Regions from separate parts of the Homo sapiens genome. Here region 1 is linked to region 2. Evidence: read pairs that join two places in POLR2A ChIA-PET (ENCODE). Cell type or tissue: Panc1. All regions are shown on one strand. Links, peaks and the distances in the headings refer to the core of each region. The heading gives the core; the rest is flanking DNA. Region 1 overlaps FHAD1 (forkhead associated phosphopeptide binding domain 1). Region 2 overlaps TMEM51 (transmembrane protein 51).

What was found. Peaks named below come from ENCODE experiments on the same cell type or tissue, not always from the same donor. Only the 100,000 strongest peaks of a DNase experiment are listed, where the experiment ranks them.
Region 1: POLR2A ChIA-PET joins it to region 2 with 15 read pairs; 2 of 35 experiments call an interaction of 5 or more read pairs at or near these places.

The regions. Positions count from the first base shown.
Region 1 is chr1:15,304,327-15,313,748 of GRCh38, forward strand. It overlaps FHAD1 (forkhead associated phosphopeptide binding domain 1), which reads left to right. Exons shown (of 34, transcript NM_001391957.1): 7 at 4,287-4,410; 8 at 8,731-8,861. Among named protein-coding and RNA genes, the nearest start is that of FHAD1-AS1, 35 kb to the right of the region's middle. RefSeq lists an enhancer at 544-1,743. In Panc1, for the core only: no CTCF peak of the experiment used is centred there; no DNase peak of the experiment used is centred there.
Region 2 is chr1:15,196,696-15,206,117 of GRCh38, forward strand. All of the region lies in intron 1 of TMEM51 (transmembrane protein 51), which reads left to right. Among named protein-coding and RNA genes, the nearest start is that of TMEM51-AS2, 30 kb to the left of the region's middle. RefSeq lists enhancers at 7,643-8,198, 8,567-8,736. In Panc1, for the core only: no CTCF peak of the experiment used is centred there; a DNase peak (open chromatin) is centred at 4,072; H3K4me3 peaks cover 602 bases; H3K27ac peaks cover 944 bases.

The DNA.
Region 1 (9,422 bases), core at 825-8,824, 110 kb after region 2:
GGGATTTATGCCAATTATAGACAATATGGATATTTATTTTGGTCATGAAATTGATGAAGATGTTTGAAGACTACTTGGAGTTTTCCCACAGTCTGATATCCTAAAGCTCTGGTACTTAGATTGAAACATTTCCTATCTGTCAGACAGCACTGGAGTCTGGGGGATGTATTTTCCCATCCCTTCTGGAAGTTTCTCTCTGTGTTGTGCCTCTGGTATACAAACAAAAGCATTAAGCTGAGAAGAGCTGTAACTTTTTTAAAAAAAAATTCCAAGTGCCTTTTTATGGGAGAGTTGCATGTCCCCACAGAAAACAGGAAGAGGTGAAATAATTTTTTTCACTCCAAGTTTCCGAAGTGGAGACCTGCGCAAGTATGGCCTTGGAGAGGGTTGGGACATTGCAGCCCATGTCCCTCCATCTTCTAGTGAGCACCCCTTCTCCAGTGTCTCAGATGCCCCAGGGAAGATGTGACTGGTGCACGAAATGGGCCGTAGAAATTGTGAAACCTTGATCCTTCTGTTAATTCTACCACCGAGTCATAGCCACAAGGTTTTCAGGGACAGACACTAAAAACAGACTGTGAGCGCCACCTGGTGGCCAGGTGCAGGGCACACCGTATCTGCATTGTCGGGGTCCCCCCCGACTCCCACCCTGTCATATCTTATGATATGCCTGCAACACGATGAGATGATTAACAGGGATTCTTGCACTCCTCTTAATAACAATCACACTGGTGTTTAAGTGAGCCTAGGCAAGGCTTACAAATGCACACAAAAATACTATCAGTCTACCTTCCTGGAGACAGGCAAGAGAAGCAGAAGCTAAAACGCACCGTAGAATAATCAGAGCTAGTGTCTATGTGGGGAGCCAGGCATGGTCTATGTACTCTTACATGTACTAACTTATGAAAATGCTTTCAACAACCCTGAAATTACGACTGTCACCACACTTACAGAATAAAAAAATGGGACAGAATTGGTGTCCTCCCTACCTTCACACAGAGACGGATTTTGCAGATGGCAGTCTGGCTCCTGAGTCCCTACCATGCTCCACGGCCTCAGGCTGTTAATGCTGGTTCCTAGAGCCACGTGGAAAGAACTGGAAGCAGGCAACTAAAGCCTGGATTTGGATCGTAACTCTACCACCGACTGATCCGTGCAATCCCAAGCAAGCAACCTCACCCCTCTGAGTCTTGATTTCCTCACTTGCAAAATGGGAGCTGATGTGGTTTGACTGCATCCCCACCAAATCTCAACTTGAATTGTATCCCAGAAATCCCACATGTTGTGGGAGGGACCCAGCAGGAGGTAATTGAATCATGGGGGCCAGTATTTCCTGTGCTGTTCTCGTTATAGTGAATAAGTCTCATGAGATCTGATGGTTTTATCAGGGGTTTCCGCTTTTGCTTCTTCCGCATTTTCTCTTGCCGCCGCCATGTAAGAAGTGCTTTTCGCCTCCCACCATGATTCTGAGGCCTCCCCGGCCATGTGGAACTGTAAGTCCAATTAAATCTCTTTTTCTTCCCAGTATCGGGTATGGCTTTATCAGCAGTGTGAAAACAGACTAATACAGTAAATTGGTACCAATAGAGTGGGGCATTGCTGAAAAGATACCTGAAAATGTGGAAGCAACTTTGGAACTGAGTAACAGGCAGAAGTTGGAACAGTTTGGAGGGCTCAGAAGAAGAGAGGAAAATGTGGGAAAGTTTGGAACTTTCTAGAGACTTGCTGAATGGCTTTGACAAAAAGCCTGATAGCGATATGGATAATAAGGCCCAGGCTGAGGTGGTCTCCGATGGAGATGAGGAACTTGTTGGGAACTGGAGCAAAGGTGACTCTTGTTATGTTTTAGCAAAGAGAATGGTGGCATTTTGCCCCTGCCCTAAAGATTTGTGGAACTTTGAACTTGAGAGAGATAATTTAGTGTATCCAGCAGAAGAAATTTCTAAGCAGCAAAGCATTCAAAAGGTGACTTGGGTGCTGTTAAAAGCATTCCATTTTAAAAGGGAAACAGCATAAATTCAGAAAATTTGCAGCCTGATGATGGAGTAGAAAAGAAAAACCCATTTTCTGGGGGAGAAATTCAAGCCAGCTGCAGAAATTTGCATAAGTACCAAGGAGACTAATGTTAATCCCCAAGGCCATGGGGAAAATGTCTCCAGGACATGTCAGAGACCTTCACAGCAGCCCCTCCCATCACAGGCCCAGAGGCCCAGGAGGAAAAAGTGGTTTTGTGGGCCAGGCCCGGGGTCCCCATGCTGTGTGCAGCCTAGGGACTTGGTGCCCTATATCCCACCCACTCCAACCATGGCTAAAAGGGGCCAACATAGAGCTTGGGCTGTGGCTTCAGAGGGTGGAAGCCCCAAGCTTTTGCAGCTTCCACATGGTGTTGAGCCTGCAGGTGCACAGAAGTCAAGAATTGAGGTTTGGGAACCTCTGCTTAGATTTCAGAAGATGTGTGGAAATGCCTGGATGCCCATGCAGAAGTTTGCTGTGGGGTCGGGGCCCTCATGGAGAACCTTTGCTAGGGCAGTGTGGAAGGGAAATGTGGGGTCAGAGCCCCCACACAGAGTCCCTACTGGGGCATTGCCTAGTGGAGCTGTGAGAAGAGGGCCCCCGTCCTCCAGACCCCAGAATGGTAGATCCACCAATGGCTTGAATCGTACTCCTGGAAAAGCCGCAGACACTCAACGCCAGCCCATGAAAGCAGCTGGGAGAGAGGTTGTACCCTGCAAAGCCACAGGGATGGAGCTGCCCAAGACCATGGGAACCTACCTCTTGCATCAGCGTAATCTGGATGTGAGACCTGGAGTCAAAAGATCATTTTGGAGCTTTAAAGTTTGACTGCCCTGCTGGATTTCAGACTTTCATGGGCCCTGTAACCCCTTTGTTTTGGCCAATTTCTCCCATTTGGAATGGCTGTATTTACCCAATACCTGTACCCCCATTGTACCTAGGAAGTAACTAGCTTGCTTTTGATTTTACAGGCTCATAGGCGGGAAGGACTTGCCTTGTCTCAGATGAGACTTTGACTTTTGGGTTAATGCTGAAATGAGTTAAGACTTTGGGGGACTATTGGGAAGGCATGGTTGGTTTTGAAATGTGAGGACATGAGATTTGGAGGGGCCAGGGGCAGAATGATATGGTTTGGCTGTGTCTCCACCAAATCTCAACTTGAATTGTATCTCCCAGAGTTCCCACACATTGTGAGAGGGACACAGGGAGAGGTAATTGAATCATGGGGGCTGGTCTTTCTCATGCTGTTCTAGTTACAGGGAATAAGTCTCACAAGATCTGATGGGTTTATCAGGGGTTTCCACTTTTGCTTTTTCGTCATTTTCTCTTGCCGCTGCCATGATTCTGAGGCCTCCCCAGCCAGTGAAACTGTAATTCCAATTAAACCTCTTTCTCTTTTTTTTTTTTTGGAGACGGAGTCTCACTCTGTCACCCAGGTTGTAGTGCAGTGGCACGATCTCGGCTCACTGCAAGCTCTGCCTCCCGGGTTCACACCATTCTCCTGCCTCAGCCTCCCGAGTAGCTGGGACTACAGGTGCCCGCCACCACACCCAGCTAATTTTTTGTATTTTTAGTAGAGACAGGGTTTCACCGTGTTAGCCAAGATGGTCTTGATCTCCTGACCTCATGATCCACCCGCCTCAGCCTCCCAAAGTGCTGGGATTACAGGCGTGAGCCACTGCGCCCGGCCTAAACCTCTTTTTCTTCCCAGTCTCGGGTATGTCTTTATCACAGCGTGAAAACAGACTAATACGGGAGCATTCCCAGGAGCCTTCTGTGGAGAGGCCATGAGGCTCTGTTGAAGGAGTAGTGTCTGTGAGTGGGCTTTGTAGGTTCTAGAGTGTTCTGTGAGATATAACCTATTGTTATCATTTGAGGGAATTAATTTTATAACATGCTTCCCTCTCTTGAACTTTGCTCTGTATCCAGTCAGTACTGGGCGACCTGGAACCAACAGGTGATCTGTTTATGGCTGAGAGTCCAAAGGTCATCAGAAGGCACATTAAGAAACCAGGTGTCCCCAGTGGCAGCCAGGCCTGGGCCCCTTTATGGGCACAAAGATAAGGTTCATGTTTTGATGACATAGGAAGTGGTGGTCCTTGAAGGAACAGGCCCTCCCCTGTCCCTTCCACTGGTTAAAACTAAAAAGCTTGGTTTCCCCAACACCCCAGCCAAAACTCAATCTGAATCTTTCTGTCAAGCTTGTGAGAAGTACCTGTGTGTCTCCCAGACGTGGGCCAGCCCCCCTCTGACTGTGCCACCTCCTCCCACAGATCAGTGCCCTACAGAAAGGCTACAGCAAGGTGCTGTGCCAGACCCTGTCAGAGCGGAACTCAGAAATCACATCCCTGAAGAATGAGGGCGAGAACTTAAAGAGAGACAACGCTATCACATCAGGTGAGCCCTTGGAGTCGGGCCTGGGAGCTGCCACTCCCGCACCCGTTGTTCTTGGCCACAGCAGACATCACCAATCAACCACATACTTTTTGTTACTGAACTTGGCTGCAGCCTCAGAGTTCTTCCCAGCAGCCCTTTAGGCAGTTCCTGTCCATGAATCTGAGTTCACCCTCAGAGGTTTATGTGCCATCCAGTTCCTAGCATAGGGCCTGGTTTGGAGTGAGCCCTTGATAAATATTTGAGCAAATGTTATCTGTTAGCTAAAAGGCCTGCTGAGCATGGACCTCACCAGGGAACACACAGGACAAGCTGCAGCTCAGGCAGTCCCATGAGCCAGTTTGCTGTGAATGCAAACTAGAATGTGGCTAAAATGGGGTTGCCAGTTTAAGGCACCCAGCCTCTTACCCATCTCACACTGGTGCTCTTGGGCCGGAGCGAAAGCATTTTGCTAATTGAGAGGTAGCTGGATACTCAAGAACTTGGGTGGGCAAGGGGGCAGCCAACTCATGGCCCACCCTTGCCAGGCACAGCTGTTTCTTAGCCTGGATTCATTCATTCATTCATTCATTCAGCACATTTATGGAGCAGCTGCTAGATGCCAGGCACTGTTCTAGGCACTGGGGAGAGAGAGCCCTGAGCAGTCAAGATCCCTCTGCCCCTCTGCTCATGGGGCTCACACTTGGGAGAGGATGACAGACAATAAGAAGTAAAAAGATAAATGAACAAGCCCATACCAGAGAGAGATCAGTGCTCCAGAGGAAATAAAGCTGGACACCGTGGTGGGGAAGCACTCAGGGGGTGAAGTGAAGGAGAATAGCTTAGTGCAAGCTTGTCCAGCCCACGACCTGCGGGCCACATATGGCCCAGGACAGCTTTGAATGAGGCTCGACACAAATTCCTCAACTTTCCTAAAACATTATGAGATTTTTTTTTTTTAGCGATTTTTTTTTTTAGCTCATCAGTTATTATTAGCGTGAGTGTATTTTATGCGTGGCCCAAGACCCTTCTTCTTCTTCCAGTGTGGCTCAGGGAAGCCAAAAGATTGGACATCCCTGGCTTAGTGCCTGGGCAGGGATATCTCTGAGGAGGTGGGAGGGGCTGTCGGGAGGCCCCTGGGAACGGTATGCTGGGCAGAGAGCACAGGTGCAAAGGCCCCGAGGCTGGACCAAGCCACGGTGTTGGATCAACTGCCGGCGAGTGTGGCTGGAGTCAGGGAACAAGGGGCTATGGGACCTGGTGGGGTCAGGGGGGAGGCAGGGCCACATTACATGGGAGGGGTTCAGGTTTTCTTCTAAGTGTGATGGGACACGTTAGGGTTTTTAAGGCAGAGAATGGCATGTCTCGAGACCTGCAGATGATAGGGCCATGGACAGAGAAAGGGGGAAGAGAGAAAAGCAGGTGGTGGAGAGGGAATGAGTCCAGATTGGGCATATTGCTCCTAAAGTCCCCCCTGCACAGCAGGAAACATGCCCGTGGCTGTGAAAGCAGAGCGTAGCATTGAGTCAGACACAATCGCTGTCTCCGCAGGACCCAGGCCGCCTGGCCGTGGCTTTCCCTCTGCCTCACTCTGCAGTCCCCCTCCCCACTCCAGGCTTCTACCTCTGTTCTTCCCTAACATGGAATGTTCTTGGATACTTGTGAGCCCTATGGGCAGGGCTGCTCTGGGCACCAGGCATCCCAGGGGGATCTCGCTGGGCCCTGCCCTCCTCCCCAGCGTCTGTCCATCACACCCCATCCACGCTACAAGCCTGTCTCAGACACCACTCCTCTAATCAAGGAGTCAGACAGACCTGGGCTCAGGTATGGCCTGGGATGGGCTACACTCTCACGGCCCCAAGTGTGGTCCCTGGACCAGCAGCATCAGCATCACCTGGATCCTTGTGAGAAACTGGGAATTTCAGGCCCCACTCCTGACCTTCCGATCAGAATCTTCATTTTCACAAGCCTCCCGGCTGCTGCTTGTGCACACTTAAGCTCGAGAAGCACTGGGCCGGGTTACGCTGCAGTGACAAACAGTCCCCCAAGTCTCAGTGGCTCACAATAGACAGGTTCAGCTCCTGCTTCCACCCTGAGCCCATCATGGGTCAGTAGGGGCTTTGGTCATTGTGGCCACACAGTGACCCAGGCTCACAGAAGCCATCACAACACATCACAAACCCCATCTTCCACAGGAAGAGAGGCAGATGGAGGAACAAGGTGCGGATTTCCTCACCTGCCTGAAACAACTCAAACAAACAAACAAAAACCAAACAAACAGAAAAAAATGTCTGAAATAATGGTTTCCATCTATTGGCCCCAAGAAGCATGTGACGATGATCTGGGAGGGAGTGGAAACAAACAAGATGAAATCTACGATTGCCCCCGGCTGGCTTGCGCTGGAGAGAGTTTCCAGACCACAGCAGGGAGGGGAAGCCAGACAGAGCCCAGTGGTCAGCCCGACTTGAGGAGATGGAGGTGGAGAAGCCAGCACAGCTTGAGTTTGCTGGGTGGCGTGCCAGGCGGGAGGGGGCTGCACGGAGAGCACCCCGGAGATCTCAGAGGGTCCGCCTCAAGTCTTCAGCAGAGTCAGGTGTGATGAGCACGTGCATGTGGGCAGGGAAGGAACCACCCAGGAGGAGCAGAGGGAACCATCTCGAAGCCCACGTAGGCCTGAGAGTAGCTCACTTTCCCACCATCCAGAATGGGGCAACCTTGCACTACACAGGGCACCTGGTAGAGACTCAAGCCAAATTCATTCTAGAGAAAAGGTCACTCTGGTCCCGCCTCACAAAGCATGCAGGCAAGCCCCAGAGAGAGCAGTCTGTTTCTAAGGAACTTAACTGTGTCCCCGGACGAAGCTCATTTTTACAATGAAATTCTGAATCATGTTGTTCTTTATTACACATCCTTGATTGTGCAATAAAGATTGATTCTTGATTGATACCCACCAATAAAACTAGGATGAATGTTTTTCTAAGAAAAGGACCGTATGAGATAACCCAATACCACTGCATTATGCACCCTTCTTCTCACTTTTTCTCAATGTGATAATACAATAATATATTGACTATCTGCTGTCACATAAGTTATCCCAAAAAAGCAACAAATATGTTTATCTTACCCGGTTTCTGTGGTTCAGGAACTTGGGAGTGACTTAGTCTGGCTCAGGGTCTCTCACGAGGTTGCAGGAGCTACTGCTGTCATGTCATCTAAAGCCCGACTAGGGCTCGAGGATCCCCTTCTGGAATGACTCGCTCACATGGCTGTTGGCTGGAGGCCTCAGTTCCTCACCATGTGTGTCCTTCCCTAGGGCTGCTTGAGTGTCCTCACAACATGGCGGTTGGCTTTCCCCAGACTGAGTGATCCAAGGAGAGCAAAGAAGAAACCACAACATCTTTGATGATTCACCCTGGGAAGTCACATTCACCACTTCCACAGTGCCATATGAGTTACACACGTCAGCCCTATTCAGGTGGGAGGGGGCTACACGAGGCCAGGTATTCTAACAGGCAGGGATCATGGGGGCCATTTTGCAAGCTGGCTACCACATATACTTGTGGGTGGCAGGGAATAAACACTATGTGTTAGCCACTCTACTATGTTCTTTATACAACTCTGTAGATACAATGAGAGGTTAAATAACTTCTTCAGACCACTAAGCTAGGCTGGGCATTGTGGCTCACATCTGTAATCCCAGCACTTTGGGAGACAGAGGCTGGTGGATTGCTTCAGCCTGGGAGTTTGAGACCCGCCTGGGCAACATGGGCAAAACTCCATGTCTACAAAAAATACAAAAATTAGCCAGGCATAGTGGCACGTACCTGTAGTCCTAGCTACTTGGGAGGCCAAGGCAGGAGGATCGCCTGAGTCCAGGAGGTCGAGGCTGTAGTGAACCATGATCGTGCCACTGTACTCCAGCCTGGGTGACAGAGTAAGACCCTGTCTCAAGAAAAAAGACGACTGAGCTAGTAAGTGCTAGAGACGGTTTCCAAACTCAGATGAGTGTGAATCAACACGTCCCTTGCTGCCACAGGCCCATGTCGTGGCCCCTCCTGGTCCCTCTCTCTGCTGAGCCTTTGTTCCCAGGCAGGGCCGATGCCCACAGCACCCCGACAGATGTTTCCTGTCTCCAGCAACACGCACTGACTGACCTCTCCTTCTCACTGGGACCTTGAACAAATGATGTGCAGTGGATATTGGTCTCAACCCCATTCAAGCTCCTGGGATCCTTGGAGACACCTCCCTTCTCAGTGCCAGGCTCGTCACAAACTGGTTGACAGCGGCAGCGATGACAGTCATCCTCACTGCCTCTTTGACCTCTGCGAGTCTTCTTTTTTACAGGGATGGTGTCATCTTTGCAAAAAGACATATTAGCAAAGGATGAGCAAGTTCAACAACTAAAGGAAGAGGTCAGTCACCTAAAAAGTCAGAACAAGGACAAGGACCACCAGCTGGAAGCCCTTGGCTCTAGAGTGAGTAAGGATGACTGCGTCACCTTGTAGCCATCCGGTGAAAAGCAGCTAAAGTGAAGTCACGTGATATGCTTGTTTCATTCACCCTGGGCCCTTAGTTTAAATTTCATTCCTTCCTCTCACACCATTGTGCTGGGGGCGGGGTGGTGGGGGGGTGGGCGTTGGGGGCAAAACATGAAATGCCTACCTAGAAAAACTAAAACAGCTGGCCACATTCTTTGCACCTTTTCAAAGATCGGCGTGCACGTGCCCCAGAATAAGCAAGATGTAGCTTCAACTCCAGGAAACATTTTCTAATGCCCATTATAAATGAGTTTGGTTAATTCCAGCAGTAAATGCACCTCTCAGCTTGGCTATTTCCATGGCAAGGCTTAATATTAAAGCAGAATAGAATCACTGCATGCAAAAGAGGACACGGTGGGCTTCCCCTCATCCCAGTAACCACTGGTTTGCACAGTCACCTTCGAAGCAGAATGTTTGCAGGCCCAAGTGCAGTTAGACAGACTTTCATTTCTTCCCTTAGACTTTAGTGTGGGTAAGAATATTCTGTGTGGAGTGAAC
Region 2 (9,422 bases), core at 583-8,582:
ATGACCATCCAATTTTACATGTCATTTCAAAAAAATTGTTTTCCCAGTTTCCAATTTAAAAAGACTTATGAACAAGTATGTGCATTAAACAACAGTGACAACATAATTTCAAGTCACCTATTAATTCAGCTAGTTGGCCCTGGGATGTAGTGCAGAATTCTAAAGATAAGTGTTGACTAGAATTCAGTTTCTAGTTTTGGCATTCTAGGACTCTTTCAAATGCAGGAGACAGAAAACTCAGTGTAATGAATGAGCTCTTATCACTCAGCCCTCCAGGGTTCTTCAGACACAGCGGGATCCAGGTTTGCAAACAGTGCCATGAGGACTCACTCCCTGCCGTTTGGTTCTGCTTTTTGCTGTGTTCATTCATTCCCAGGCAGGCTTTCTCTGCCCAATGCTCTGAGCTGCCTATGCAATGGAGGAGTGTCTCTTTCTCAGCAATTCCAGGGAAAGTTAAAATTTGAAACTCATTGGCCCAGTGTGGGTTACGTGTCCGTCTTGAAATTATCACTGTGCCCCAGAGTGTGGGAGGCCCTGATTGGCCAGGCCTGGGCATGTGCCTGCCCCTTGAGCCAGAATCAAAGTCATATGGACTGAGAATGGGGAGGGCCCTAGAGAAGGAAAACCAGGCACTGTTCCCAGCAGGTTAGGAGTGCCTGCTGGGCAGGTAAAACAACAGCATCCTCTCAACTTCTCTGGGGCGCTTGAGACTGACCGGTGCCCCTCCCTGTTGGACACCTCCTCCTGTGACCTTTGGACCCTGCGTTTTCAGGGCTTCCCGGCCTCTCTGACTGAAGAGGCCTTCTCTGCATCTTTACCCAGGCCATCTTCTTACCCTGCTTCTGGCTGAGGCTCTCTCCAAAAGCCCCGTACTGAGGCTCTCTCCAAAAGCCCCGTACTGAATCACTCACCTCATTCCTGCTAAGTGTGTGTTGTGACCAGTGCTCCGATTATGGGCACAGGCTCTGTGTACTCTCTTGTCGGGATGGTATCATTGTTGCCATTTTACAGATGAGGAAACCGAGGCTCTCAGTGGTGGAAGGAGCAGCTAGTGAAGCAGATGCACACCAGGGTCCTTTCCTTCAGCTGCCGTAGCCCTCCACTTCCCTGATCTCGCTGTGTCTGTCACCAGGGCCCTCCAGCTCTGAAACTATGTCCCTTTCCTTGTGGTATCTGCACCCAGCCAGCCACCACCTTTCCTCCCACAACCGTGAACCTCTCAGCCTGTGTGGACAGGCGTAGCTTTGGCTATACATGACAAAAAAAAAAAAAAAAAAGCAGATTCAATAAGATAAACCTTTATTTTTCTCTTATGTAAACAGAGTCCAGAGGTCAGCAGTCCAGGGCTGAAAAGGCAGCACCGTGATCCTCAGGGACCTAGGCTCCTTCTATCTTGCTGCTCTGCCAGTCTCTACCTCACATCCTAGTATGGCTGCTTGAGCTCCAACCATCACATCTGCACTAGAACCAATAGGAAGTGGGAAGCAGGGGGAGACATGTCTCCTCATTTAACATGTTTCCCTTCCTGAATGTGCCCCACCCCCTATACACACCCTGCTTATATCCCATTGGCCAGAACTTAGTCACATGCAACCGCTAGTGAGCTGCCTAAGAGGCTGGGTACTGCTATCTTTATTCTAGGAAGCCACGGAAAGCCGAGCATCAGCTTACTATGGAGGAAGGGGAACACGGATATTGGGAACCACAAATAGGCAAAATTAGTATTACTATTATTTTTTGAAACAGAGTCTCACTGTGTTGCCCAGGCTGGAGTGCAGTAGCGTGATCTCAGCTCACTACAACCTCTGCCTCCCGGGTTCAAGTGATTCTCGGTGCCTCAGCCTCCCGAGTAGCTGGGACTACAGGTGTCCGCCACCACGCCTGGCTAATTTTTGTATTTTTAGTAGAGACGGGGTTTCACCATGTTGACCAGGCTGGTCTTGAACTCCTGACCTCAAGTGATCTGCCTGCCTCGGCCTCCCAAAGTGCTGGGATCACAGGCGTGAGCCACCCCACCTGGCCAACTGGCAAAACTCAGCCACCCTGCCGACCAAATGAAAACATCAGACCAGTGAATTGGCACGCTCTCTTTTCTTTCCCTCCAGCACAGGGAGAAGGAGGAAAGAGCAGCAGGCTCACTGTGCTTGGAGGTGAGCTGTGCCGGGCAGGTGACATCTCACCTTGGCCAGATCTCTCTGGTGCATTCCTCAGGAGGTCAACCCCGTTTCCGGCCCTTAGCTGGGACCTGCTTGGTGTTTACAGATTGACGTGGCAGAGGGGAAAAACACCCAAGATGTGCCCACTGAGCCCTGTGAAATCGTTTTCCAGCATGGAAGTTTCACCAGGGCTTCTCTATAGACAGTGAGGCCACTTCTGAATGCCATAATGCCATGCTGGCTGTGAAGAAAGTCGATTGTGTCTTTTTTTAGTTCACGGAGACTTTTTTTTTTTTTGGAGACGAAGTTTCACTCTTGTTGCCCAGGCTGGAGTGCAACGGCGCAATCTCAGCTCACTGCAACCTCCGCCTCCTGGGTTCAAGCAATTCTCCTGCCTCAGCCTCCCGAGTAGCTGGGATTACAGGCGCACGCCACCATGCCTGGCTGATTTTTTATATTTTAAGTAGAGATGGGGTCCCACCATGTTGGCCAGGCTGGTCTCAAACTCCTGACTTTTAGCTGATCCACCCTCCTTGCCCTCCCAAAGTGCTGGGATTACAGGCATGAGCCACCACACCCGGTCAGTTCACAGAGATTTTAAAACCCAGGGGGGCAGGTGGTTGTGAGGGTGGGCTAGCCACGGGTTGGGGGAATCATAATGCCAGCTTTCCCTGCAGCATCATGTCTTGGCAGCACCAAACACAGAAGAGGAAACTGAGATTCTGAGAGGCGTAAGGAGCAGCTACTGAAGCAGATGCATGCCAGGGTCCTTGCCTTCAGCTGCCATAGTCTCCCATCTCCCCAGTCTCCATGTTTCTCTGTCACCAGGGCCCTCCAGCTCTGAAATGATATACTTTCCCTGTGGTACCTGCACACAGCCAGCCAAACACTCTGTTGGATAACCCTCCACGTGGATAACACGCTCACCCCTCAACCCTATGAGACCAATATTGTATCCTAGCTGCTGCTGGGCAGAGGTGGGATTTAGTTCCCTCCTGTGAGCTGTTGTGCCCTGACTTCTCTGCGAAGTGGGGACCGTAGCACTTCCTTCCCGGGGCTGCTGGGAGATGATGTGTGAAACATATTAGCAATACCGTGGAGGTTGTGAGCACTCGGCCCAGGGTAGATCTTTTTTATTACCCAGTGGGAAAGAGGGCCTAAGCGAAGCAAATGTGGGCTGGATTGCGTCCCCCGCCAAATTCCTTTGTTGAAGCCCCCTGTCCCCAGTACTCAGAATGGGATTGCATTTGGAGATAAGGCCTTTACATAGGGGATCAAGGTGAAGTAAAGTCATATGAGTGGGCCCTAATCCAATATCACTGGTGTCCTTGTGAGAAGAGGATCTCCTGAGCCCAGGATTTCAAGACCAGCCTGGGCCATACTGGGAGACTCCATCTTTACAAAAAAATGCCAGGCTTGGTGGCATGCACCTATAGTCCCCAGCTACTCAGAAGGCTAAGGCAGAAGGATTGCCTGAGCCTGGGATATCGAGACTGCAGTGAACTGTGATCATGCCACTGTACTCCAGCCTGGGCAACAGAGCGAGACTCTGTCTCAAAAAAAAAAAAAAAAAAAAAAAAAGAGAGAGATTAGGACAGAGACACACACGGAGGGACAACCGCGTGAGGACAGAGGGAACAGGTGGCCATCTACAGGCCACAGAGAGAGGCCTCAGAAGGAACCAACCTTGCTCAGAAGGAACCAACCTTGATCTTGGACTTCCAGCCTATAGAATTGTGAAAAAATAGATTTCTGTTGTTTCAGGCACCCTGACTGTGGTACTGGTTATATCAGCCCCAGCAAACTAATACAAGCTCTTAATCTCTCTTCCCCTCCCCTTCCCTGCAAGCTGTCCCCTTTTAACCTTAATTCCAGTTTTATGATTAAACATCTCAGCGTCAATTATTTACAACACATCCAGATGAGTATCAGAGCTGCAGGGGACTGAATGACTCACACTGGGGAAGCTGGTTTTCATGAAGGGAAAAACGACACTAAGAAAAACAGGGAATTGTATCTCCTGACCACAGAGACTGAAACTGACCTAGGGAAAGTTTCTGTCAGCCGCAGCACAGGGAGGATCTCTTCGTGGGAGTGGGGGGCCCGGGAGGCACCAGGCAGTGGAGTGTGCCACAGGTGCCTCACACCTGTATATGGCACCTGCCAGCACGCAGGCTGTTTACTTACCCAATAGTTGGTTTGACTGGGCACAATTCCTTCATCCAGATAAAACTAATCACTCGGAGTGAGTCGTGTCTAGTTTGAATCTTTGCTGCACCATTCACTGTGTGACTTTGAGCAAGTTTCTTAACTTCCCTAACTACAGGCTCCTCTTCTGTGAAATGGGGCTTATTCTAGAAACTTTTTCATCAGCTTGGGAAGTTTAAGCATGGTAATAAATAACTGAGAAATTAGACTGTGATTATATTAAGTAAATAATATTCGTAATAGGTCGTTAAGAAAAATAAATATATTAAAATTTTATAAATAAAAACAAAACAGAATACATAAAATTAATAAAGAAAAGTAAATATATAATGAGTATTAAAATTGTATAAATAAAATTTAAAAATGGAATACATAAAATTAATAGTAATAATAAGTAATAAATAATAATAAAGGCATGTAAGGCACCCAGCACTGGCATTTCATAGGAGCTTAGGAGAATGTTCACTGTAGTTGCCACAATTCCGAAATGTAACAGTTGGAAAAAGAATCAAGTGTGACAAGTGACTTCCTAAAAATCGAAGACAGGAAGGAAACCCAGGACTCGAGAAAGCAGCTCTGGCTAAGATGCTTCGAGTAGGAAAGTCAGGTATAAAGTGGAGATGAGGGAACGGGGAATGGCGAGGGGAGGGGGACAAGCTCGGCTCAATACCAAAAGAGCTCTTGGCAGCAGGTTTGGGAACCACTTCTACAGAGACAGCATTGCGGTGGCTAAAAAAGAAAATGTCCAGATATGGGCAGGACAAACTTTCTCAAACGGCGTCCTAATCTCCAGAATCAGAGCTGGTCTAAGAAAAGTCTGGGAACACAGAGGGCTTGCTTCTGCAGGACTCGTGGGCCTGCAGAGGGCTGGCTGTCTGCTTCACGTACCTCGACTTTTGGCTTAAAAGCCCTCATATAATGAGTACTTAAAGTAAACGTCAGTCTTGTCCTGTCGTCAGCACTTTGGAACTGCAGTTTTGAGCCCCCAGGAAGTGGGGTGCCTGCTGACTCAAGCACGAGAATACCTTTATCAAGTTTGTTGGTCCCAGCAATGTTAGAACAAGTGTAAACTTGGCTCGTTAGCAGAATCCTGGGTTAAAATGTAAACTTGGTAGAGGAGCACCGCCATGCCAAGCCTCCCTCCAACCTGGCCACACGAGGAAAGGGCGCATAATTCACCAAGCGATTGGTTTTATCAGGATTGAGAAACTGTGCCTAATCAAATCAGCTATTGAGTAGGTAAACAGTCTGTGCTGGCAGGCACCATACACAGGTGTGAACGGGAATGCCACCTGCAGGAGTTGCCTGGGTCTGCCATAACAAATTACCCCAAACTTCATGGCTGAAAACAACACACATTTATTGTCTTGCAATAAATGTGTTCTGGAGGCCAGAAGTCCAGCCTCAGTTTCATGGGTTAACATCACAATGTGGGCAGGGCTGGTTCCTCCAGAGGCTCTAGGAGAGCATGCGTCTTCTTGCCTTTTCCAGCTCCTGGAGGCACCTGCATCCCTGGACTTGTGACTCTCTCCTCACATCCTCCTGCTTCCATGATTCCATCTCCTGCTTCCTCCTTTGACCTTTCTGCTTCCCTCTTATAAGGCTACTACTCATCAAATTGGGCCCACCTGGATGATCCAACGTAATCTCCCCATCTCAAGATTCTTAACTTAATCATGTCCAAAAAGGCACTTTTTCCATATAGGCTAGAAGTTACAAATTTTGATTAGGACCCGGATATCTTTGAAGACCACGATTCAGCCTCCCATGTGCCTGTTCCCAAATTCCAAGAAACACAGGGTGGTGAGCAGCAAAGAACCCTGTGCAGGACCCCGCTTCTTCTCTGCCCCTAACTTGAATGGCCTTCAGTTAGTCTCTGACCCCTTCTGGGCCTCTGTAAAGATTAATGGACGCCCACCTGCCTCCATAGGCCTTTAAAGGATTTCTGGCACAATTAGAGCAGCTACTGTCTGCAGGGCATTGGGTCAAGGCCCTCAATGTATTCACTCATGGATTCTTCAGCTTTATGGTCCCTGAAAAGTGCTGGGCAGGCTCCTGACTTAGAGCCTTGGCTCTGTGGTTCCCTCCTCTGCCTGGAATGTTCTTCCCCAGGTATTCATGTGATTCCTCCCTCGCATCCTTCAAATCTCTGCTCAGATATCATTTTCTTGGTGACTGTGTACCTGGCCACCGTTTTTTGTTTTTTGTTTTTGAGACAGAGTCTCGCTCTGTCACCCAGGCTGGAGTGCAGTGGCGTGATCTCGGCTCACTTGCAACCTCCGCCTCCCTGGTTCAAGCCATTCTCCTGCCTCAGCCTCCCGAGTAGCTGGGATTACAGGCGTGCGCCACCCCTCCCGGCTAATTTTTGTATTTTTTTTTTTTCAGTAGAGACAGAGTTTCACCATGTTGGTCAGGCTGGTCTCGAACTCCTGACCTCATGATCCACCCGCATCGGCTTCCCAAGGTGTTGGGATTATAGACATGAGCCACCACACCTGGCCTGTTTTTAAAATCACTACCCACAGCTCTGTTATTTTCTTTTAGCTTGTATTACCTGCTACCATACCACAGACTCTAATGTGAGCTCTATGGGGACAAGGCCTTCTGTCTGTTTTGATTGTTTCTATGTCCTCAGTGCTTAGATCAGGACTTGGTCCATAGTAGGTGCTCAGTTAATATTGTGTTAGGTAAATGAATAAACACCTGTAATCAAAACTCTGAGCTCGTCACTTATAAACCCAGTGAGGTAGATCCCAGTAAAATTTACTTTGTACAGATGACAGAGCTGAGACTGAGAGCCCTAAGAATTGTCTTGTCTAGGTAATTACTAAGTTACAGAGCTGAGATACAAACCCGGCCTCTGATCTGGAGCCCAGGCTCCCAGTCCCACGGCATAACAGGTGGAGTGGATACTCACCAGCACCCTCTGCAGTCCCTGATTTGATAAATTCTCATCTGTGACTTCTCTCCTTTTTTCTGCAAAATGCCCCTTGGGGAAGACAAACTAAATGAGTCCAGTCAGTGTCCAGAACTGCCTGTCACACAAGGACAAATGCTGAGTCCAGATGGCACCGAGGTTCACACAAGCCTGGCTGGCCACCAGGAACACTGACCACAGGCAGCAACGTGGGACAGGCTCCAGCTTCTCTTCCAGGCCCCCAGTCCTCCCACTCTTCAGATTCCAGGGCTGAGCCTCCAAAGTTGTCCACCTAGGCTGGGTGAGGTGGCTCACGCCTGTAATCCCAGCACTTTGGGAGGCCGAGGCGGACGGATCACCTGAGGTCAGGAGTTTAAGACTAGCCTGGCCAGCGTGGTGAAACCTCGTCTCTACTAAAAATACAAAAATTAGCCGGGTGTGGTGGCGCACGCCTGTAATCCCAGCTAGTTGGGAGGCTGAGTCAAGGAGAATCACTTGAACCTGGAAGGCAGAGGTTGCAGTGAGCCAAGATCGCGCCACTGCACTCCAGCCTGGGTGAGAGAGCGAGACCTCATTGATGGGAACTCTGCCCTGCCTTGGTGGAAAGGCTGGCTTTTCTGCTGCTCCGTGAATGAGGACGGCCTAAACAAGGGGCTTTGTGGACAGGCGCTGCCACTTACTAAACTGAGACTTTGGGCAAGTTTCTCCACCTCTGTGCCTCAGCGTATTCCTTGATAAAATGGACAGAGGTGGGGATGACAGTACCTCCCTTATATGACTGTTGGGTGGGATAAATGAGCTAAATTGTGTAAAGTGCCTGGGGTGTCAGTGCCCTAACTATGTGCTGGGGGTTGGGGGACTAGAGTACTGGGGGTCTGGCTGATGGTCAGAGCCTGTGCTTAGCCTTGTTTGCCAGGGTCGGGGGGCTGCTGCTGTTGTCCCCAGAGACACCGATGGCCAGAACCTGGAGAAGGTTCGAGGTGTCAGACTCACATTGGGCTGACGGGGACAGGAGATCTGCATCCCTCAGTGCTATCCTGGCAGAGGAAGTCTCTGAAATGTGAGATGTCACATTTCCCAAGAAATACTGAATGTGACTGGGTCCCCCGTGCCAGCCTTCTAAATAAGGCTGGACACCAGCCACCTGCTTAGAGAAAGACACTATGTCAAGTGCCTCAAGAAAAGATGTATGGTTCATGAACTCGCTGCTTCTGCTTCTGGTCCCTTGAGTCTTCAAGATGAACTTGTCTTCCTTAATTTCTCCAACACTTACGTGGATTAGCAAGGACCCTGGTGATGTCAGGTTTTATACAATGCACCGACAGCTTGTGTTTGGAGTCGGGGAGGGAAGCTGCCTCTTTTCTCTGCAAGCCATGACATATTCTGGAAGATGCCCACTTTCCCATCGCTGTGGGATTACTGAGGCTGAGCCCTCACCCTGGAATATCCTGATCTCTTACCCCCAAATTCCACCCACAGGAAGGCCACAGAGGCCTCAAGGCCCTGCAGAGCTGCATGCGTATCTTCCTTCTCCCTGCCCTCCTCAAATTGAATCCGTCATTCTTTTTGGAAGCTCTTCAGACACGCTCCATTTTGGCAGTGCTACTTGGTGTTTAAAAGTGTGGGTTTTAGGATCAGGCGTACCCTACCCCTGCCTCGTACTCACTGTGTGACCTTAGAAAAATTACTTTCCGTCTTGGAACCTGTGTCCTTATCTATAAAATAGAACCAATAACTATTAAATGATGATGCACATAAAGAGCTCCACAGAGGGCCTGGCACAGAATTGGCATTCAACACACATTGATGCTTTCTCTGACGCTGACTTCCCTTCTGTTAGGCAGAATCGCCTGTCTTCCTGCTGGATTGTAAAAGTCTGTCTCATGTATCTCGGTATCCCCCAAAGCTCCTGGCATACAGTAGGGGAACCGGGAATTGTTTAAATCAAAATCTTCAACAAGTCATTTTAAAAGAAATGTTCAGGTCCAGTAGCTCATGCCTGGTAATCCCAGCACTTTGGGAGGCTGAGGCAGGCAGATTGCTTGAGCCCAGGAAATCGAGACCAGCCTGGGCAACAGAGCGAGACCCTTTCTCTACAAAAGACGCAAAAAATAGCTGGACATGGTGGTGTGTGCCTGTAG